4 separate regions of the Homo sapiens genome follow, and all the other regions are linked to region 2. A link is an interaction called in ENCODE POLR2A ChIA-PET data of the cell type or tissue named here. Cell type or tissue: MCF 10A. All regions are shown on one strand. Links, peaks and the distances in the headings refer to the core of each region. The heading gives the core; the rest is flanking DNA. Region 1 holds the start of HERC1 (HECT and RLD domain containing E3 ubiquitin protein ligase family member 1). Region 2 overlaps DAPK2 (death associated protein kinase 2). Region 3 overlaps DAPK2 (death associated protein kinase 2). Region 4 overlaps DAPK2 (death associated protein kinase 2).

Region 1 (5,529 bases), core at 823-4,822, 110 kb before region 2:
GTAGACCTTTGTTGTTGTTTGTTTTGTTTTATTTTGCTTTTGAGATAGAGTCTCACTGTGTCTCCCAGGCTGGAGTAGAGTGGTGCAATCACAGCTCACTGCAGCCTCAATCTCCCAGGCTCAATTGATCCTCCCATCTCAGCCTCCCTAATAGCAGGAATTGCAGGTATGCACCACCACGTCCAGCAAATTTTTGTATTTACCATAGAGACAAGGTTTCACCATGTTGCCCAGACTGATCTTAAACTCCTGGGCTCAAGCCATCCTCCCACCTCGGCCTCCCCAAGGGCTGAGATTACAGGCGTGAGCTACTGTAATCTGGCCAAAAGTTCTATTTACAATTTTTAAAAATAGCTTCAACAGATTATAGTAAGTTTGTTACTTGCTATTATATAGTTATCCAACTATAACATTCAAGTTTTGTTTCACAAGTTTCTTTTTATCCTAACACAACCTTCTCACTCTCCAAGCCACGATGTCATCATTATCATCATTTTAAGATCTGAAAATCTGAATTTTAAAAATTTTAAAAGGTCAGCTCCTTCAATATACCCAGCCCCCTTTTTTTTCTATTTCAAATATTAGGGAGTATTCAGTATGACTTTTTTGGGGGAAAACATGCTTGGAACGTTGGAATTGTTATTACTATTTATTATTTGCACCCTCTACTAACCCAATCCAGTCCAATCACCAACACATTCTCCAAAATTTCTTTAAATTGAGATTTTCAAGAGATGTTTATATTAATAAGCAGATTAAGTGACGCATTTACATTTGCTTTCTCTTCCATGCAACATCAGGGTGCCTGCATTGGAAATGGAATACATGACCAGCAAATGAATGGATGTGTCACATGCAAACAGCATGACTGGAAATTTAAGAAGCAAAATGATAAGAACCTTAGGGAACGCAAAATTCATAAAAGTTTAGAATTACAAGAGGCCTTAATAGGCCATTTAATCCATTCCAATAACAACAACCCCAGATGACAATCTATCCTATTTTTAAAAGGCTCCAGATTTCCAACCTCCCTAGATATCTCATTCTGCCATACAACCTTGTCATGTGATTTGGGGGAAATATTATGACTGTTCTTTGCCCTTCCTAATGCTATCTTTTCTCAAATAATATAGCAATACATCTTAACTCACTTCCAAGATATATAAATGTGTATAGGTGCAGAATACGTGTGTGTGTGTGTGTGTCTCTATACATATATACGTACATTTATGCATAAGACAGGCACCTAGGACATTCAATTTTGCTTGTATAAACGCAGGCTATGGAAACACATATATCAAAGAGACATACTCATCCCACACTAATCACAACAGGCACTATGAAACAATGTCACAGAACAATTTTGGTCTAAAAATATCCAGTAGAAATCAATTTCATAAAACCTGAGGTAAATAGGTTTCTTCCCACTATGAATAATCATAGTTTCTTTCCCTTCTACAAATACTGCCCCATTTTGAGCAACCACCACTAACAGAATTGTAAAAATATAATATATACATAGGTACTAGACCCAAACAGACAATGTTTTAACGTTTGATTTTTCAAACCACTTAGCTAACAATCATTTTGGAAAAGGGCCCAGTGAAAAAGATAGTGATGGCAGAGTTCAGCCAGTGATAATGAACTAGCAGCCAGTTTTAATCAAGCAGGCCAGAGAACTGATTCAAATAAAATAAATCATTTTTGGAACAAATATAGAATGAGGAAGTCCCAAGCAAGGATAAAAAAAAATGTGTCTGTTAGGAAATACAATAAAATGTTAACCATGAAATGCCACCTCTGGAGATGGAATTACAAAGATGGGTTAGTTTGTTCAGATTTGTTATTCCCATCATTTAATTATCTCTATATTCTAAGTATTATAGACATTTCTTAAACTAAGACAAATCTGTCCCTGTGTTTCACAGCTCTCTAAGATAACATGTCTTTTACATAACCTCCTGGGAGAGGTGGTACAAGCTCCTGTCCTCCTCGTGTCTCCCAGTAACCTGCCACCCATCACAGAACAGATTTCACCATGTTCCCCGGGGTAGCTCCTGTCATCACCATCATCATCCTCATCTCACGCTTAAGACTAAACAATGCGCCCCGCCTCGCCTCCCGGTTGCAAAGGCTTTATAATTTGTTGTTTTATTGGGGCGGGAGATTTGGAGAAAGGTTTAGCAGATGATGAGCTGCCCTCACCCAAAGGCAGAGGAGAGGAGGAAGACACGTCGTCCCAGCCTCCACCCCGCTAAAGGCGGCCGGCGCCTGGGGACACCGGGGTCGCGGCACTCCCCGGACCCTGAGAGGGAGTCGGCCGCCGCCCGCGGACCGAGCCCCAGCCGGGGCAGAGGAGCTGGTCAGCAGATAAAGGAATGAAGCAGAAAGAGACGCGACCACAGCGGGGCCGGGGCACAGACGTTGTAAGCCGCTGGAGGGGCGGGTCTCTCGGCCCTCTCCGCGGGCGCCTCGGCTTCTACGCTGCTCCGAGGCGCCCGGGCGGCAGGAGGCCTCTAGAGCCGGGGACCCGGGGGATCCGCGGCGCGCCAGGAGGGCTCCCCCAGCTCGCCTGCCGCCCACCCGGGACCCCAGCAGCCCCGCTCGGCTGCAGTCCCGAAACGGCCCCGGCCGGCCCTGCGCGGCCGGCAAAGCACACACGCGCGCGCGCACACACACACACACACACACACACACACACACACACAGGACCAGGAGGACGGTAGATGATGCGTTACCGTACGTGGCTCTGGAGCTGGCGGGGTGGGGCGCGGCTCCGGCGACCCGAGCCCGGCTCCGCAGAGGCTGCGGCGGTCGCGTCCTTTATTTTTGCTGCAGCAGCAGCGACTTGTCAAAGGGAAAGACGTAAGAGGCGGCGGCAGCAGCGGCGGCGTCAGGCGAGTCTCACGAGATTTGGGCGGAACTCTCGCGCAGCCGGGAGCCCTCGCCCCGCCCAACAGGCCCAGCGCGGGAGGTGAAAGGGGAACCGAGAGGAAGGCGGCTGAGGTGGAGTTGGGGGTTGAGCGAAAAGGGGAAAGGGATTTGGGAGCGAGGGGAGCCAAGCTAGGTGCTGGGGACACTTTGCTACCGCGCGGCCCTCACCCTTCAGCCGTCGCGGAATCCGGGCAGCCCCGACCGCCTGCGGGGACCTGACTCCACAGATGAAGCACAATTGGGGGCGTTTCACAAAGGGTGGTGAGGAGTGGGGGGCCATGCAGTGCGCCCCCTTTTCCTCGTGGTGGGCAGGGAAGACCCCGCCGCCAGGCGAAGGGACACGTGTTACGGCCGGCGGCAGGGCCAGGGCCTCACCCCTTTATCTCCGCCTCGCACCCGGCGCCCCACGCTCTTTATCTCTCATCGCAGCGGCCCCGGCCCTCCGGCCGGCTAAGTTCAATCACATAAAAGCGTTTCACTTGACCTACTCTTCCACCTTGTTCATGTCTTTGCGCCTTATGGGACTGCCAGAACCCTGCAGATGCCAGGGCCTGGCTCCTCGGTTTTCTTTTCTGCTTGGGAACACAGTAGTGTCCTTTGGGTGACTTACATCCTTGATCATGACCTCGACCTCCACGTGAAACCCCATGAGGGGAAGGACACAGACTGGCTCAGTCCTCACCATATCTCCAGCGCCTAACATAGGTCCAAGTGGACATTAAATTGTTGAGTGAATACCCCATCTCCATCTTCCTCCTTCTGTACCTGGTTTTACTCCTTTCCAGCCACCTTCATGGTGTCTTTCCTTCCAGATATTCTAACGAGCATCAATTAAACTGACCGATGACTTGGGGACAAAAAATAGAGTTGGCCTCTGCGTTCCAGAAGTTTGCAATCCAATTGGAGGCGTAGGAGAAGCACACAAACATACAAGCCATGAATGTGTCACTAATGTAAGAAATTACGGTATAGACAGACGAGGGAGTGCTTTCCCATGGTTAAATTAGATACATGTTTGTGTGTCACATGAGGCAGTTTAGTCCAAGAGTTAGGAGCCATGTGCTTCACTGTCAGACACTGGTGGGAATTCTGGAATCCCACTTACCCCAGGTGTGTGACCTTGGGCAAGTTGCTTGACCTCTCTGAACCTCAGTTCCTTATGTGTCAATTTATAATGCCAGTTCTTGTTATCACAAGGTTCCTCTGAGGAGTAAAATATATGTAAAGCTCACATACGGCACATATTAAGTACTCATTAAATGATGGGTCTTAGGTGTGTAGCTTTTAAGTTTCTATGTATAAAATGTGTATTTCTGGTAAATGATGTAAGGGAGTAGCTACATGAGGAGTGATGTCATTGTTGCTAGTGCTTTATGATCTGGGTATTGTGTGTGAAGCATACTCAAAAACAACAAGCAAAAGCTCCTCCTTTTAACTTGTTGATGTCATCTACGTCACTCACAAATATGATATTCTGTCTTTCTTGAATTTGTAAAATTGTACTGGTTTTGCCCACTTTTTCTTTTTCTTTTTTTTGAGATGGAGTTTTGCTCTTGTTGCCCAGGCTAGAGTGCAATGGCACCATCTTGGCTCACTGCAACCTCCGCCTCCCAGGTTTAAGCGATTCTCCTGCCTCAGCCTCCCAAGTAGGTGGGATTACAGGTGTGTGCCACCATGCCTGGCTAATTTTTGTATTTTTAGTAGAGATGGGGTTCCACCATATTGGCCAGGCTGGTCTCGAACTCCTGACCTTGTGATCCGACCGCCTTGGCCTCCCAAAGTGCTGGGATTACAGGGGTGAGCCACCGTGCCCAGCCTGGTTTTGCCCATTCTATTTCAAGAAAAGGACTGCTTACTTTAAAGACCAATCAAGAGACTCCCTCTTTTACCATCTCCTTAGCTTCCACCCTCAGAGCTGTGTGTAAAAGAGAATTGAATACAACTGTGTTCAGTTGCATACAATTAGCAAATACTGTTAGTGTCAGCAAGTGAGCCCTGACTACTAGCCACCCTCACCTTGACCACACCACTCTTTCCCAAAACACTGTTTTTTTCTTTCTTTCTTTTTTCTTTTTGAGGTGGAGTCTCACTCTGCTGCTTAGGCTAGAGTGCAGTGGCGTGATCTTGGCTCACTTCAACCTCTGTCTCCCGGGTTCAAGCGATCCTCCTGCCTCAGTCTTCCTAGTAGCTGGGATTACAGGTGTGCTGCACCATGCCCGGCTAATTTTTTTATATTTTAGTAGAGACAGGGTTTCACCATGTTGCCCAGGCTGCTCTCGAACTCCTGACCTCAAATGATCTGCCTGCCTCGGCCTCCCAAAGTGCTGGGATTACAGGCGTGAGCCACCGCACCATGCTTAAAACACTGTTTCATACTCAAATCAGCATATCCTGGAACCTTGTTGTCAGCATTAACCTCCCAACTCTACCAGTTCATTTTATTCAGATTTCCCTAAAGAAAAATGTTGGAGATGGGAAGAGTGGATGGAGGGATCTCAGAGCCACAGCCAAGTCCTAAGCATCACAAGCCCTTGGTCTGATAGCCCTCTGAGCAGCATACCCTGGCCATACCAGTCAGCCACATCTTCCTCCCCT
Region 2 (5,529 bases), core at 853-4,852:
CCCAGGAGGTTGAGGCTGCAATAAGTTATGATTGTGCCACTATACTCCAGACTTGGCAACAGAGTGAGACCCTGTCAAAAAGAAAAAAGAAAAGAAACCGAGACTATAACATTAGTTTGTATTATCCCTCATTAGGAACTTTAACCTTTATCTCTCAGGCCCCAAAGTTTGTGCTCCTAACCGCTAGACTAAATGATTCCCCTTCCTTGCTTCTCAGGGGTCTTATTAATCTAGCCCAGGAGGCCGGGCGCAGTGGCTCATGCCTGTATTCCCAGCACTTTGGGAGGCTGAAGTAGGTGGATCACTTGAGGTCAGGAGTTCAAGACCAGCCTGGTCAACATGGTGAAACCCCGACTCTACTAAAAAAAATACAAAAATTAGCTGGGCGTGGTGGCACACGCCTGTAGTTGCCACTACTCAGGAGGCTGAGGCAGGAGAATTGCTTGAACCCGGGAAGCAGAGGCTGCAGTGAGCTGAGATCGTACCACTGTACTCCAGTCTGGGTGACAGAGAGGGACTCTGTCTCAAAAAAAACAAAACAAAAAAAATCTATCCCAGAGAGAAGCAGCAATGCCACTCTGGCCTGGCAACCTGGGGCAACCTCGTGCCTGGCTCAGACACAGCTGTTTTCCTCCTCTGGCACCTGTGTCCTACCCCAGGGTGCCTTTTCTTCTGGTGATGCTTCCATGCAAGTGAGTAGCCCCAGAACCCATCCCTGGCCTCAGGAGCTCCTGAGCAGGAGGTCCTCAAGTCAGATGAGAAAACGGAGGTCCTGGCAGGGCGAACACCCAAGCTGGGTCTGGATAAAAGGATGAAGCCTGGGGGTTTCAGGCTGGAAGGTGGCCGTGGGGCAGTAGGAATGCTCTGTTGGGTCGTCAGGACCCAGGTTCTCGTCCCTACCTTCACCATTCACTTATTGGGCCATTTGGACCAGACATACCCATAGACTCAGACCTGCCCTGATTGGGAGTAAACAGAGGCCATGGCTCCCTGCTATCCAGCCATGTTTCTGCTTCCTTCCTAGGCCACCAAGGTACCTATAGGCTGGCCAGGGGATTTGGGCCCCTAAACCTGAAGCTCTACCTGCTTTCAGACAGGCTTCCTTCTTGCTGTCCCAAGCTCCACTATTAGCCTGATGACAGCCAGGACAGAGGGTAGGGACTAACATTTACAGCATGTTTACTAAGCCAAATTTGATGCTAGTGTTCTATGTGATCCTTGCAGCCACGCTGAGTGATAGGTACTGTTATAAACTCCATTTCACAGATAAGAAAACGGGGCTCACACAGGGCTAAATGATTTGCCAAGGTGCAACAGCTTGTAATGTCACAATCAGTGGGGAGCAGTGGGGTGGGGGCTTCCCTGGCAGTCCAATCCCTTTCTCCCCAACACATCACTGAATCTGGTTAAATATCTTCAGTGGTCCCACTGGCCACCGGAGAAAGTCCAAATGCCCCACCTGATATTTGAAGTAGTCAAGGCACTGACTGCCCCATGCTCTCTTTCCAGCCTCACCACCCATCCCTTGCCTGTACCTGCTCTATATCCCCGCAGGGTGGGCACTACCACTCCACAACGACATCTCAACTCCATCCTTTGCTCTGGCTTGGAATGCCTGTCCTACTCCTCTTCATTTTCAGAGCCTCTTCCCCCTCAACCCTGCCTCCCCTTACTCCCTTACTTAGAGAGAATCTTTTTCTAAAAAAAGAGATGAGATGTTGCCCAGACTGGATTTAAACTCCTGAGCTCAAGTGATCCTCCCCGCTCAGCCTCCTGAGTAGTTGGGATTACAGACATGAGCCACCCTGACCACCCAGCTAACTCCCTTACTTCTCCCTGAGCTTCCCCCAACCCTGTGCTCTAACCCCTCCGTGTTGATGACGCTGGCCTGCTGGCAGTCCTAAGCTGTAGGCTGTCTCTCACAGGTGATGCCACTTTCCTGGGTGGCAGCCTTTTCCCTGAGAAAATTCAAATTGGTTTTAGGATTCCTGGTATCCCCTGTGGCGTCTTGCATCCTGCATGTTCCATTAATATTTGAGGAAATGAATTGAAAGAATCCAGGGCCAGAGGCTCCTCCTTTTCTGCCAGGCCCCGCACCACCACTAGGGGCTCCAGAGTGCATTCCTCCTATAGGGCTGTGATGCGGATGGAGCAGGAAGGAACGGCACTAAGGGAGGGTCCAAAAGGAAGCTAAGGGTCAGCAGAGTGGCAGTTCCCCAGGAATTTGGTCTAAGCTTCTCTGCTTCCACCCTCCCCAAATAGAGCAGGGTGGTGCAAAAGAGCCCAGGCCTGCAGATTGGAAAACTGCAGGTCCAGCTCCACCACCCAAGGCCATGTGAGCTTAAGCAGGCCACGTCCTTTCTCTGGGCCTCAGCCCCCCAACTGTAAGTCAGGCAGTGGATGGCATCCAAAGCCCCTTCAAGCTCTGGGCTCTGCAGTTTCGAGATGGCACAACCTCCCAAGCTGGCTGTGAAAATTCCTACTGCTTTGGGCTCTAAGGCAGGACGTGTAAAGGCGCAGGTCTCCTGGCCCCAGGTCAGGAAGAACAGGCTGCTGCAACCACACACTGCTGGGTCCAAGCCAGAGTGCCCTCTGGGGCAGTCCGATTCTATCCATACTCCCCACTCCTGTCATTCTCCTCCAGCTTTATTTACTTCAACCAAATACTTCACCCACATACCTGACATCACCTCCAAAGCACGGCTGGAGGGAGGGGTCACATTCCCACAGGTGCCGCCACTGCCCAGCCCAGGGCCTGCCTGCCACCAGGAGGCAGAAATACCCTTGTCAAAACAAACCCACCCAGCTCATCCCGCCAGGGAGGCACCCATGGGAGAGGCCAACGTGCTCCTTTGTGTCCTGGGGGATCTGGCCAGAGGTGCCTGCTGTGGTGCCGACCAGAAGGTGGTTGTCCGGTGGGGCACCCATGGCCTGTGGGCCCAGCACAGCGTGTCCTGAAGTCTGAGCAGGATGAAGACACCCTTGGGGGGCTATGTCATAAAGTACAAAAGACAAAGGCAAGTCTGGGTTCAAATCCCAGCTCTGCTGTTCACAGTATGAAAACTGGACAGACACTGGAGCTCTTAGAGGCTCAGTTTCCCATCTATAAAATGGGGGCAAAACCTACTGAGCCACGGGGTTGTTCTGTGATTGAGAGAGATGGTTTATGTAAGGAGCAGCACCCAATGAGATTTCAGACAACAGTGGCTATGTTTGCTCATTCTTTTCTGGGATGCAGCATGAACAGTCATCCCTGGGAGCTCACAATGTTGGGGCTGCAAGGGACCTCAGAGATCATTTAGTCCCTTCATGTCAGAGCAGCCCAGAGACATCAAGAAACTACCAAGGTCACTGAGCAAGGACCTCCAGCCCAGTGCCCTCTCCAGATGCCCGTGTGGCCTGCCTGCTGCTGAGTGAGGCTGCTCTGCTCAGCAAAGCAGAGGCCCAGCCAGGGCTGTGCTGTGGGGACAAGGAAGCTGCCTACCAATCTTCACCAGCCATGTCAAGCACAGCCCCAGATTATTCAGGCAGTGCTGGGCAACCTGAGAAAGGAAGGCCGCTCCATGCTAGGCCTCTGTGGACAGGTTTTGAGGGTGCTCAGCTCCCTGTCCTCACACACTGTCGATGGGACCACAGCCAGCCCCTCCCCACAAGTCTTCAGTGTGGCCCATGCCCAATACGTGCCTCTGTGTGGCATTCAAGGCCCTGCTTCCCCACCTCCTACTCCCTGCCCGCTTTCCCTCTGCTACCTCTCTGCTACCTCTTCATCACCCCATCCCACCCTGCAGTTCACTCTGCTGGAACAGCCTTCCTGACAAGCTCCTTCTCCCCCTCTCCACCCAGTTCCCACACACACTGGAACTTCTTCTATGATCTCCCTCCCCTCCAACACACAGCTAGTTGTCCCCAGCTTGCACACACCTCTGGCAGAGAATCAGCTGCACTACAATTCCTTCCTTACATGTCCTGTCCCCACTATACTAAAACCCCATAAGGAAGGACAAGGGCCTTGCCTTTCATTTCCATCCCCAGCACCCAAGGGCGGCTGGCATTATAGCAGGGCCCAGTTACTGTTTACTGGACAAATAAAGAAATGGGCCAATGCGGTCACATATGCATCTCTCACACATCCTGCTTTTGGAGAATATAGATAATGGCTAAGCATGCACGCCTTGGAATCTGGGTTCGGATCCCAGCTCTGCCATTTATCAGCAGCCTGACACTGGGCAAGTTATTGAACCTCTCTCAGCATAGGTTTCTCACCTATAAATTAGGAATAACAATCATAAAACCTATCTCAAGAGGGTTACTAGGAGGATCAAACAAGGCATATAAAGTGGCCTATAGGTGTTATCATAGTCTCTGTGACTATTTCCTTGATGATGTCTCTCCTTCCCAGAATGAGAATCTTTATCATCTGCCTATTGAACTCCTAACCACATTTCCAGGCCCTGCCCAAACCTTCTTTCCTCCAGAAGCATCATTTGGATATGCAGCCCAGCTCTTCTTCCTTCTCCCATCTCCATTCATGCAACAAGCTTGATCCATAGCACCAACCACCACCAAGAGCTCTGTGAGTGAGTCTTGCCTTCCCCACTTGTATTAGTCCATTCTCGAATTGCTGTAATGAAATACCTGATGGGCGCAGTGGCTCACGCCTATAATCCCAGTACTTTGGGAGGCCGAGGTGGGCAAAGCACCTGAGGTCGGGAGTTCAAGACCAGCCTGGCCAACATAGCGAAACCCCATCTCTAAGAAAAAATGCAAAAAAATTAGCTGGGTGTGATGGCACACACCTGTAATCCCAGCTACTTCAGAGGCTGAGGTAGGAGAATCGCTTGAACCTGGGAGGCAGAGGTTGCAGTGAGCGGAGATCACACCACTGCATTCCAGCCTGCATGATGGAGTGAGACTCCATCTCAAAAAAAAAAAAAAAAAAAAAAAAAAAAAGATTTAACTGGTTCATGGTTCCATAGGCTGTACAGGAAGCATAGCAGCTTTTGCTTCTGGAGAGGCCTCAAGAAGCTTACACTCATGGCAGAAGGTGAAGGGAAAGCAGGCACATCTTACCTGGCCAGAGAAGGAGCAAGAAGGAGAGAGAGGGGAGGTGCCTCACACTTTTAAACAACCTGATCTTGTGAGAACTCACTATCATGAGAACAGCACCAAGGCACTAAGGGGAAAATCCGCCCCCAAGATCCAGTCACCTCCCAACAGGCCCCATCTCCAACACTGAGGATCACAATTCAACACGAGATTTAGGTGGGGACACAGATCCAAACCATATCACTGCTAGACTGCACACTGGCTGAAGGCAGGGCCTGCTTCTCACACTCCTCCTGCGTTCCTCCACACACGCAACCTAGAGGTCCGTGTAGAACAAAACTTGTAGCACTTCACAGTTTACAAAGGAGTCACATGTGTCTCATTTTGTCACAGTTTACAAAGAAGTCACATGTGTCTCATTTTGTCCTCACCCTGTGAAGCAAGTGCTGTCTTGCTTCTGACCCCTGTAAAACTGACCCCAGT
Region 3 (5,529 bases), core at 798-4,797, 64 kb after region 2:
AAGTACTGATCCATGCTATATCATGGATGGACCTTGAAAATACTATGCTAAGTGAAAGAAGCCAGTCACAAAGGACCGCATGTTGTATGATTGCACTTTTACAAAATGTCTAGAACAGGCAAATCCACAGACAGAAGGAAGATTAGTGGTTGCCTAGGGCTAGTGGGTTTGGGAGAAGCAGAGAGTGACTGCTAATGGGTAAGGGGGTTTTTTGGTAATGAAATGTTCTAAAATTGATGATGATGATGGTCACACAACTCTGAATACATTAAAGCCATTTAATGGCTTTAATACACTATATGCGAATGTACTAATGGCTTTAGGACACTATAAATGGGTGAATTGTATATAAATTATATCTGTTTTTTTAAAAAAGAACCATAAAAATACTCACATGCTTTCACCAGGTGATATCAACTCTACCCTATATGCAGGTTCTTTATGAAGCACTTTTCATATATTGGCCTCAGACAGTATCTCAACACCCTGCACAGTCAGTGCTCTCCCCATTATAGAGATCAGGAAGTTGAGACTCACAGAGTTACAGTCACAGAGCCAATTTGCCACAGATCTAGAACTTAAAGTCAGATTATCTGAGTCCAGGTGCATTGTATTCTGGGAATTTGGCCTCTAGAGAGACTTCAAATGAAAGAACATAGTTTCATAGACAAGAAAAAGCTGGAAACAAGCTAAGCATTCTCCACTAAGGAACAGCTTTGGCAATCAGATGTTCTGGATGCAATAGACAATTATATAAACATTAAAATAGCAAGTATGAACATCATAAGGGACATGTTTATAAAATAATAAGTGAACATGCACAAATGATATGTATGGTTTGATTCAATTTTTGTATTAGAGAACACAGATGCAAAAGTGCATGAGGATAACAAATAGTTGAGTGAAACTTTTCCTTTTAAAATTTCCTGTGTTTTAAAAGTAAGAAAATGAGAAGAAACACCTGCATAGACATCCCTAACCAACAGAGCAGTGCACTGCTGTCATCCAATCAAGGGTGTACTTGAGGGACAGGCCACAGAGCTGCAGCATCACCAAGGGCCTTACAGATGACAGGGGAGGAAAGGGTAGGATCCCCTTTTCAGTCTGCAAACATAAGACCTCTTTGTTTAAAGGAGGCATAGGAAAGTTGGCCAGAATTTATTGTCACAGCTGATCCTTCCCTCAAGGTGTCCTGGACATGAGGCCCTCCTCTATTTTCACCTCCTGTGCATACCTCCATCATGGGATTCAGCCCATTTTACTGAAATTCTCTATATATTATTCTCCCTTAGTAGACTGTAATTGTCCAGCCTTGTACCCCCAGGCACCAACTACAGTGGATACACAGTAGATCTGCAGTGCATGTTTTCTGAATGGACTTGGGCTAGTATCTCTTCATTACCTGCCATCCTCCTGAGCTAGACTTTTACAGACCAACACTTAGTACAGCTTCCTGATCAGTGTTGCTGTCTTCAGCCCTCCACCCACACACCCAATCCACACCCCACATTCCCCAGTATATTGTCCTACAACGCAGACATCATCATGTTCTCTGCTCAAGATTATTTTCTCCTTCCCATCAAGCCTGAGCTCCTTGGCCAGGCCCCAGGGGCCTTTCACCACCTAGCCTCATTCTACTTGCCCAAATGTACTCTGCTTCCCAGCAGACACACCCCAACACACTCATTTCCACCTCTGGGTTTCTGCTAGCCCTATTTGCCTAAACTAGGAGGTCGTCTGCCTACCCAAATGCTACTCCTGTTTTAAGTTCAAGTTCCAGCTCCTCCTGGAAGTCTTCCCTGACCATGCCACCCCCCAGGAATCCTCACCTTGGAATATGTTAGCTCCTAAAGTTCAGTACACTTAATTGTCTCTTTATGCTCATTTCTTTACTGTGTTTGCCTTTCCCCCCGCCCCTAAATTAGGTTAATCTGTTAAGGGCAGGGCAATGTCTTACACTTCATCTGTGTGACCCACCACACCCACTGTAAGAGAGGCACCTTACAGCAGCTCAAGACTTCGAGGTGGTTAGCACTAAAAATCTGAAACACAGTCATGATGAGTAACGACAAAAGCAGTTTCCAGTGGCACAAAGGCTTGTTCTAGGCAGCCAGCACAGTTGGGCTGTGGGTAAGAGGGTTTGTCAAAGGGCCTTAGAATTGTAAACCTATGCCACTGAAACAAACTGAGTTCTCTGTAGCACCTGATGGTATAAACCAGTGTTTCTCAAAGTGTGACCCGAGACCAGTAAGATCAGGATCATCTGGGAACCTGTCAGAAATGCAAATTATCAGGCCCTAAGCTCAGACCCACAGAGTCAGGAACTCTGGGGGTGGGGCCCAGCATCTGTGGTTTGATAAGCCCTCTGAGGATTCTAATGCCCACCAAAGTTTGAGAACCACGAGTTCTCACGCAACAGGAATATCCTGGTATGCCAGAAGGTTCAGTTTCTTCTATCTCTAAAGACGGCCTATAAATATCATTTTTAACTTATGTCTTTCTGTTTACTACTACTCTCAATAACAATAGTAATAATATAACAACAGTATTGACTGCTTAGTGTCCTCTGCCAACTTTCCCAACTACAGTTTTCAGGAGCAAGAAGTTATCAGCATAGGTATAGGCATGGGGATCCGCATTCTTGGCTTTTTCAATGTGATGATGATCCCTACATTTGTCTCTCAGCCTCAAACCAGTTATTTCTCATCACTCCCAAATCCCAGCTGACCACTTCAGGCAAAGTCCCCACCCGCCTGCCTTAATGTCTTGATTTTCAGAGTTGGCACTTTAATTGTTCTGAGCCCCTACTGCAGTTTTGGTCTCTCATTTGTCTACCCATCCCCACTTCGGAAAACAATGGGTCAGTCTGCTACCAGCTTGGGTTTTATCCCATTCATGAAGACAAGCTTCCCATGGACTCATTCTTCAGCACCTGTCCCAGCTCTGCATGTCAGTGGGTGGGGTGGGTTTGTGTGTAGAACAGCAGCCGAGCTTCCTGTAATCTTGTTTATAAACTGTTGATGCATGTCCTGACCGCATCACAAGAGGGTTCACAGGGAAGCCGTCAGTCTTGGGGCAGAATCTGCAGGGCACCAGCAACCCCATGTGGAGGTGGCTGACTCATTCTGTGGTCTCCTGTCTGGGGACATAGCAACAACACAGACCCAGAGCTACTTGGCAGAGGGCCCCACTCATGGTAGGCACCCAATCTGAACCCTCCAGATTAGCATAAAGGCAGGACAATGGAACAGATAAAGCCATATGCAAAGGATCAGGATCAACAGCTCAGGTTGGAGTGGAAAAAACACAGGTGGAGGATTGGCTGTGCTTGTGGCTTTGCACCCCCAACTACGTGACTTCTGGCACCAAGTCACCTCTTGCCTGTGAGCCTCTTTTCCCTAAAAGTTAGAGAGTAAAGATGATCTCAAGCTGGGCACAGTGGCTCACACCTGTAATCCCAGCATTTTAGGAGGCCGAGGTGGGTGGATCACTGGAGGTCAGGAGTTCCAGACCAGCCTGGCCAACATGATGAAACCCCATCTCTAACTAAAAATACAAAAATTAGCCAGGCATGGTGGCGGGCACCTGTAATCCAAGCTACTCAGGAGGCTGAGGCAGGAGAATCGCTTAAACCCAGGAGGCGGAAGCTGCAGTGAGCCTAGACTCAAAACACTCAAGTGTTTGTGGAAGTGTTTAGGAGAAAAACAACGCTACAGCCTTATACACTCCAGGTTGATGCTTGGATAATGAAAATGTTCTATATCTGTGCTGTCTAATGTGGTAGCTGCTAGCCACGTGTGGCTACTGAACACTCGAAATGTGGATAGTACAACTGAGAAACTAATTTGCAATTTTACTTATTTTTAATTACATTTAAATTTAAGCAGTCAGATGTTGTTGGTGACTACCACATTGGACAATGCAGCTCTAACTGAATTCATGAAATGCAAGTCCTTGAGAACTCTGTCTCCATATAGTAAGTGAAAAAATAAAACTGCTCCTCCAGTTTGCACATGCTTTACTCTAAGTGGGAGAAATTCCAAGGACCACTTAAAGAAGTCCCAGGAAGCAAAACCCCTCTTCTTGGGCCCTCAGCCCAGCTTGGCCACCAGCCACCTTCATGGAAAGTAATGAGTCTTTTCCAGCCCCCCAGCCTTGATCTCTCTGTGTGTCAGTTCCTTCCGTAAAGTGCAGACCAGCCACTCTGATTTCCTCACACAGTTGCAAGAACACACTGCAAAGCTGTACCATAAGGAATCTTAAAAGTCCTGGCAAACATACATTACTGACTGTCACTACCCCTCACTGCTGCAGCAACCTTCCTGAAGCCTCAATACATGACCCATTAACCACTGAGAGGCTGGAAAGAGGTGACCATACTGCGGGATGGGAGAACATCCACTGATTTATCAAACATTCAGTAAAATAGTCTACGTGGCTTATATGCCACATGCATTCAAGAAATGTGATAAATCGATGCACTAACAATTCCATTTTCCAGAATTTATCTGACAATTTTACCAGTACAAGGGTGACACAAGAGTTTGTCTTGTTTACAGTTAAATCCTTAGTGCCTAGAACCATACTTGGCAGACAGCAGATGAGTAAATGAGGTATGCAGATGTATGTAAAAAGATGCGCATTTCAGCAACAACCTAAATGTCTATCAAGACGGTACTGCTTAAATTAATTATGGTCCATCCATAACAGGTGGTCTATGCAGCTTTTAAAAAGATACACATACCTGATCTGGGAAAATACACAAGATTAAAATACAAAGTTACAGAACAACATTCTGATCCCATCTGTGTATATAGTCTGTTCTACCTTTTTGAAAATATAGACTATGCATATGTATGTTCATATATGCATTGACAATTTCTGGAAGGATATACAAGAAACTTAATGATCACTTATGAGGAATAGGACTAGAGAGGTTCAGGAGGATGGTGGGAGGGAACTTTTAAATGCACTATTTGATTTTGTTATTAACTGATTTTCTTTCTTAACTATACAAGTTAAACATGATCATGTTAAGCATTCTATCTGGGGCACTGCATAGCCAATGAATATATTTATATAGGGAATGACTGTAAAATGTTTACACTACAACATAAATAGGGAAATGGGATATAAATTGTATCTTCGATATGATCATAATGTCAAACAGACAAGAAAGAATTCACAGAAGCAAAACTATGTCAGTCCCTACTAGCCTAGTCCCTGAAAGGAGGCCTGAGACCCCTGCCACCCCAGACCCCCAGACAACCCATAAGGTGGCAACCAAATCATTAAAGAGCCGACTCATTTCACGGTGCATGTGCACAAAGCAGTCACAATAACATTTTGGTTGTTCTGTAAAATGAGACCAGTCTAACTCCCTTGTTCTGCATGGGATTATGGAAATGGGGTAACCTGCCATTATCTTTATACAAGGGTTAAGATCTTGTTCTTCATTACTGAGATTTTAAGCTGGGAGGCTGCAAGTCACAAGACATTAAGTGAATGTGGGCAGTCTTAAGAGGCCAG
Region 4 (5,529 bases), core at 585-4,584, 58 kb after region 2:
AATGTGTGTGTTAACATAACTCCCAGGTGATCCACATACACATTAAAGTTTGAGAAGTGCTGTTTTAGAAAATATTACGGCAAGGCCCCAATCCACTGCATAACAGAATCCTAGGCACCCCAATATTCATGCCACATTTCCTTTGGTTCTGACCCTCTTTGCTGAAAATTTGCTTTCCTACCTTGGTAAAGGCAGTATTATGAACAAACACAAATTAATAAATATCTGTTGAGTGACTCCTTCTGTGAATAAAAGTAGCCCTTGAAGAGCAACTTCATGATTTGCAAAGTAGTTTCACATGAATCCTCTCATTTTACACTCTCAAATCCTTGGGAGGCTCATGGGGACAGGTATTGCCAACTCCTACTGCAGAAGAGCCAAGCTCAGGGCCCTGGGGAGAGTGGCACAGTCAACCTCCAAGGTGGCACCTCTGATCCCCATCTGGTGGAAACGTCCCAGCTCAACGCAGATCAACCATAGTGTTAAGAGGAAAGGATGGACTACTTTAAAACATTTTTATTAACAGAGTTCATCAGAAATTCCTTTTTTTATGTAAGTCTTCTTATTGGAAACACAAATGAGCTCTACATGCTCTAGCAATAAACAATATATGTCCTTCAATAAAATACGTTTTGAAGATGAACACATTTTTAAAGGTTTTAACAGTTTCTCCTATTGTCCCTGTGTCTTCCATAGCATCTATCAACATAATTTGTCCATAATAGTAAAAAATATTTCATAATTAATGGATGGATGGATAGATGACCAACTGGAGGACTTGGCAGAACACATACTAAACTCTCCCAGCTCCAGTTTCCACTTCTGTAAAATGAGGCTAATATCTACCTATGTCAGGCTTCTATGAGGCTCACATAGCAATGCAAGTGAATATGCTTTGTAAACTGCAAAAGGCCACACACATGCAAGGGATGATAGTATGAACTCCCATCAATCTCACACACAGATACAGTAGGCAGCTATTTGGTAAGAATTCAGGGGGCCTTTGTGCCCCCAACTCACCCAATAAACTCACTGATATCTCATCTGTAAAGTATCATTCCTTAGAGTCTTGGGTCTTTTAAACAAAGAATCGCCTAATTAATGAAACCAGCAGCAGAGGGAGGAGGAGAGAGGGAGGGAGAGAAAGACTGAGACACTGTGTGTGTGTGTGTGTGTGTGTGTGTGTGTGTGTGTGTGTGTGTGTGTCGTGGGACCTGTGTGTGTGTGTGTGTGTGTGTGTGTGTGTGTGTGTGTGTCGTGGGACCAGAGGTGGTGGGGTAGTGTTAAGACTGACTCTTTTATTAATTTACCCAAAGCAGGAATTTGCAGGAATGGGACCTAGGCTTGGAGGCTGAGGAGGGTGGGTGGATGCAATAAGGCCACAAGATAAGGTGGGGAAGAACTGATCTCAGGGGAGACCCCTTGAGGATAGAATGGACAGACGACCCCCTACTGGCTCTTCTCTTCTAACTCTGAAGGCTGGACTTCGATCCAGAGCACATCTCTAGATTCTGTCCCTTTTCAGCGGCTGAGTGAGGAAAAACTTGGAATAGCAACACTTGCAAAGGGTGTGAAATTAATCTGCATTAGTGGGAAGGTTTAGCAATAGCACTCTATCATAGGCAGTGCATTGCTCTGGCAGAGACCTAGACACACTTTGCAGACTGCAAAATCATGTCCTTACAGGGCATCCAATGCTTCCAGCATCACCAGGATTCGCCTACTTCTTTGCTGACCCATGGTGGCATTACCTGGGTTTAATCAGCTGAGTGATCAAGAGCAAATCAGTCATCCTGTCTTGGGTCTTAAGTTTCTTTTCTTTCTTTTCCTTCCTTCTTTTCTTTTCTTTACTTTTCTTTTCCTTCTGACAGAGTCTTGCTCTGTCACCCAGGCTGGAGTGCAGTGGCGCAATCTCAGCTCACTGCAACCTCTGTCTCCCAGGTTCAAGTGATTCTCTTGCCTTAGCCTCCAGAGTAGCTGGGATTACTGGTGTGTGCCATCACACCTGGCTATTTTTTGTATTTTTAGTAGAGACGGGGTTTCACCACGTTGGTCAGGCTGGTCTCAAACTCCTGACCTCAAGTGTCTGCCTGCCTCAGCCTCCCAAAGTGCTGGAATTACAGGCATGGGCCATGGCACCTGGCCTATCACACCTTTTAAAATTAACAATAATTCTTTAATGTCATCAATATCCATTTGGTGTTCATATTTCCCCCATGTGCCTTAACTTTTTTTTACAGTTTGTTCCATCAAATCAAAACCCAAGGAAGGTCACATATTGCAAATGATATGTCTCTTAAGCCTCTTTTAATCTTTAGGTTCTTCTCTCTCTCTCTCTCTCCCTTCCCAGAGCTCCCCTCCATCCCTCCATTTTTCTCTTTTTCTTATACTTCATTTGTCATAAATACCAGGTCTTTTGACCTATACCATTTCTCACTGTCTGGATTTTATTGGCCACTTCCTGATAGTATTGTTTACATGTTCCTCTGCCCCCTGTATTTCCTGTAAATGAGTAGCTGGATCTAGAGGCTTGATCAGATTCAGGTTTGAGTTTCTTGCAAGACTCCTTCATTGGTGGTGCTGTGTGTTCCCATCAGGAGGCGCCTAACGTTGGCTATCTCTCTTTGTGATATTACCAGCTTCTGATGATCAATGCCTAGATCCATTAATTCAACAGGGGGACCCTCACTTTTTAAAAAAATCCTCATCATAATCTATGGCTTGCCTCATGCTGATACCTTTGCCTGGATGGGGCAGCTTGGTTTAGACAAGTGTTCTGAGGACTTTGAGCACCTTAGTGGGATAGAGACTTTCAGAGACATTACTGCCCCTCTTCAAGGGTGGAGATAGGGGTCTCTGCTAGGCCTCAATGGAAACTGCTGGCTGGTTTGGTGGGGTCTTTCCCCTCAGCTTGCATAACAATAATTCCACAGTGGGCCCCTTGGTTTGGCAGCGGGCTTTCGCACAGGCTCCAGGGCACACATACAAAAGCACTAAGCACGTGCAGCACCGCTCCTGAGTCATCCAAGGACACAACCCAATGATCCTGTAACTCTGAGAGCCACACCCTCCCTTTCAGCAGCCACAGGTTGTTCTCTGACCTTACACTCTTGGCTTCAGTGCCAAATCAGTGATGACTTATCTTTCCTTTGAAACGTTAATTCCTTCTACTCCCAGAGTTCCTTTGAGATGAAGGTTTTCATGAGCTTTCAAAACACTCTCTTACCTAATCCTCCTAGCACTTAAGTAAGGATGAAAGGTGACTAGCCGAGAGACCCCACTTCCCAAACAGGGAAACTGAGCCCAAAGCTTAACTGATCCACCTGCTGTTGTGCTCTGGCCTCAGGCCCCCACTTCAGGGTGCAAGATTGTGGGTTTGACAAGACAAAGACATGTCTTCTGAGTGAACCCAATACCCATCCTTGAGTGGTGCTCTGTCCTGTGGTCTCAGGGAAGCCAAGAGGCTCTTCTCAGGAGGGGTATCCAGTTAGCTCAGGGCAAGTCATCCTACCTAGATTTTCCCAAAGAGCAGTAATTTCAAACCCTTTGATTCACTTTCAGGCTCTGTGTGTGAGGTTGTGTGTTTGATCAAGGGTTTGGTAAGTTCAGCCACCACAGATACTAGATACAAGAGCAGAAACTTACCTTTCCTTGACCTAAGTCATAGATGCCAGCCCAAGAATATCATGTGCAGTTCCGGAAAGATGTGCAGGTGCTGGAGAAGATGTGGAAAGGGAATGTCTGAAGCAACTCAGAGGGTGGGAGGACAGCCATGTGCCCTCCCAACATAGGAATGGGCTTATACCAATCTGCCCAGAGTCCCTCATGCCTAAGGCCAACAGCAAATACTGGGAAACAGATAGCCAAGGTAGGGGTGGGCAGGGGAGGAAAACAAAAAACTGTCTTGCCCACAAAGGAGAAGAAGTAAACACAAAGACTAGATCTGGGAGAAGAACCAGATTCAAACCACATAAAACTCTGCAACATGGCTGGGCATGGTGGTGCGTGCCTGTAATCCCAGCTACTCAAGAGGCTGAGGTGGGAGGATCACTGGAGACCAGGAGTTCAGGACCAGCCAGGGCAACATAGTGAGATCCTGTCTCTAAAAAGAAAAAAATTTTTTAATTAGCTAGGCGTGTTGGCACACATTTGTAGTCCTAGCTACTTGGGAGGCTGAGGTAGAAAGATCACTTGAGCCCAGAAGTTTAAGGCTGCTGCAGTGACCTATGATCGGATTATTGCAATCCAGCCTGGGTGACAGAGCCAGATCCTGACTCAAAAAAAAAAAAAAAAAACCCCACAAAAAACCCTCTGCAACACGTACAAACCCAGCCAGCTCAGCATGGTTCTCCCTATGGCCTCTCCTGGCATCCCATCACTCCTGAGAGGGTGTCAGGACCAACCCACACTGAGTGGTCTCCGCTCACCACACTGGTCCATCCAGCTTTCCCAGACCAACCTGATCCTTCCGCCACCAAAGCAGCACCTGCCACCAAGATGTGTAGCCACCTGAGTTCTGACACATGTAGCTTTTGCCAATTTAACAAAAAACAGTCAGGAGGCAGAATGTCAGCCTTTACCATCAGAGGCCATAAGCCCCCAGACTGACCAGCCAGGGAGCAAAAATGACTTTTTTCTCCTTATATCATGTCCTGGTCTATACAGTATATGTCAGCCCTTGGCAACCACCAGCTAAGGACGTACAACATCGTCACCTATATTAGACGCTCAAGAGAAGCAAGGAACTCCCCCAACTCCATTCCCACTTCACCAAAGCAGGGCAGAAACAACCAAGAAAGACGTCAGAGATCCCCCAGTATACAATAAAACTTGGCAAACCTCATGGAACCATGGAAATAAAAGGAATTTCTTACCGTCACCTCACTTTATAAATGGGGAAACTGAGGCCTAGCAAAGGAAAGGAACTTGCCCACATCACCTATTCTCCCGGGCAGTGACAGATGCAGGACCAGACAGGTCTCCTGTCAGGTGGCCCCATTCTCTTCCCTTCTCACCCTGCCTCATGTGTCAGACAACTCATCCTTGGTGCCTGCCAGGGGAAGGCCTGGCAGCTGGAGGAGGTGAGGCCAAGTACAGATTACATCAATCTAGCAGGTAGCCAAGAAGGAAGTAGACATTATTCTTCCCTCCCACCCATAGGGAGCCCGACTCCAGGAAGTCACTGAAATGCAGGGAGGCTCAAACCTTAACTCGGAAAAACCTGCATGGGCTGCAGGGGAGAGGATCTAAAGGCAGTGGTGGGCCCACCCTCACTTTACTGTGCTTTTTCACTTTACAAGTGATCTTTCCACCTCAGCCTCCCAAGTAGCTAGGACTACAAATGTGTGCCAACCTCTCCTAGCTAATTGAAAAAAAAATTTTTTTTTTAGAGACGGGGTCTCACTATGTCATCCTGGCTGGTCCTGAACTCCTGGTCTCCAGTGATCCTCCCACCTCAGCCTCTCGAGTAGCTGGGATTACAGGCACGCACCACCATGCCCAGCCAACCTTTCTCATTCCCTTTCACAC

What was found. ChIA-PET counts read pairs that join two places held together with the same protein. Peaks named below come from ENCODE experiments on the same cell type or tissue, not always from the same donor. Only the 100,000 strongest peaks of a DNase experiment are listed, where the experiment ranks them.
Region 1: POLR2A ChIA-PET joins it to region 2 with 10 read pairs; 7 of 35 experiments call an interaction of 5 or more read pairs at or near these places.
Region 3: POLR2A ChIA-PET joins it to region 2 with 28 read pairs; 6 of 35 experiments call an interaction of 5 or more read pairs at or near these places.
Region 4: POLR2A ChIA-PET joins it to region 2 with 25 read pairs; 5 of 35 experiments call an interaction of 5 or more read pairs at or near these places.

What each region holds. Positions count from the first base shown.
Region 1 is chr15:63,831,084-63,836,612 of GRCh38, forward strand. HERC1 (HECT and RLD domain containing E3 ubiquitin protein ligase family member 1) reads right to left here and starts at 2,865. Exons shown (of 78, transcript NM_003922.4): 1 at 2,744-2,865. RefSeq lists enhancers at 2,021-2,886, 2,887-3,750, 2,924-3,053 and a silencer at 2,254-2,683. In MCF 10A, for the core only: no CTCF peak of the experiment used is centred there; a DNase peak (open chromatin) is centred at 2,918.
Region 2 is chr15:63,943,350-63,948,878 of GRCh38, forward strand. All of the region lies in intron 4 of DAPK2 (death associated protein kinase 2), which reads right to left. Among named protein-coding and RNA genes, the nearest start is that of MIR422A, 75 kb to the left of the region's middle. In MCF 10A, for the core only: CTCF peaks have their summits at 2,097 and 2,791 (motif pointing right); DNase peaks (open chromatin) are centred at 2,122 and 2,602.
Region 3 is chr15:64,007,851-64,013,379 of GRCh38, forward strand. The region is part of intron 2 of DAPK2 (death associated protein kinase 2); the gene reads right to left. Among named protein-coding and RNA genes, the nearest start is that of DAPK2, 36 kb to the right of the region's middle. RefSeq lists a silencer at 1,912-1,971 and enhancers at 2,342-2,431, 3,289-3,338. In MCF 10A, for the core only: no CTCF peak of the experiment used is centred there; DNase peaks (open chromatin) are centred at 1,591, 2,081 and 3,121.
Region 4 is chr15:64,001,760-64,007,288 of GRCh38, forward strand. All of the region lies in intron 2 of DAPK2 (death associated protein kinase 2), which reads right to left. Among named protein-coding and RNA genes, the nearest start is that of DAPK2, 42 kb to the right of the region's middle. In MCF 10A, for the core only: no CTCF peak of the experiment used is centred there; a DNase peak (open chromatin) is centred at 3,082.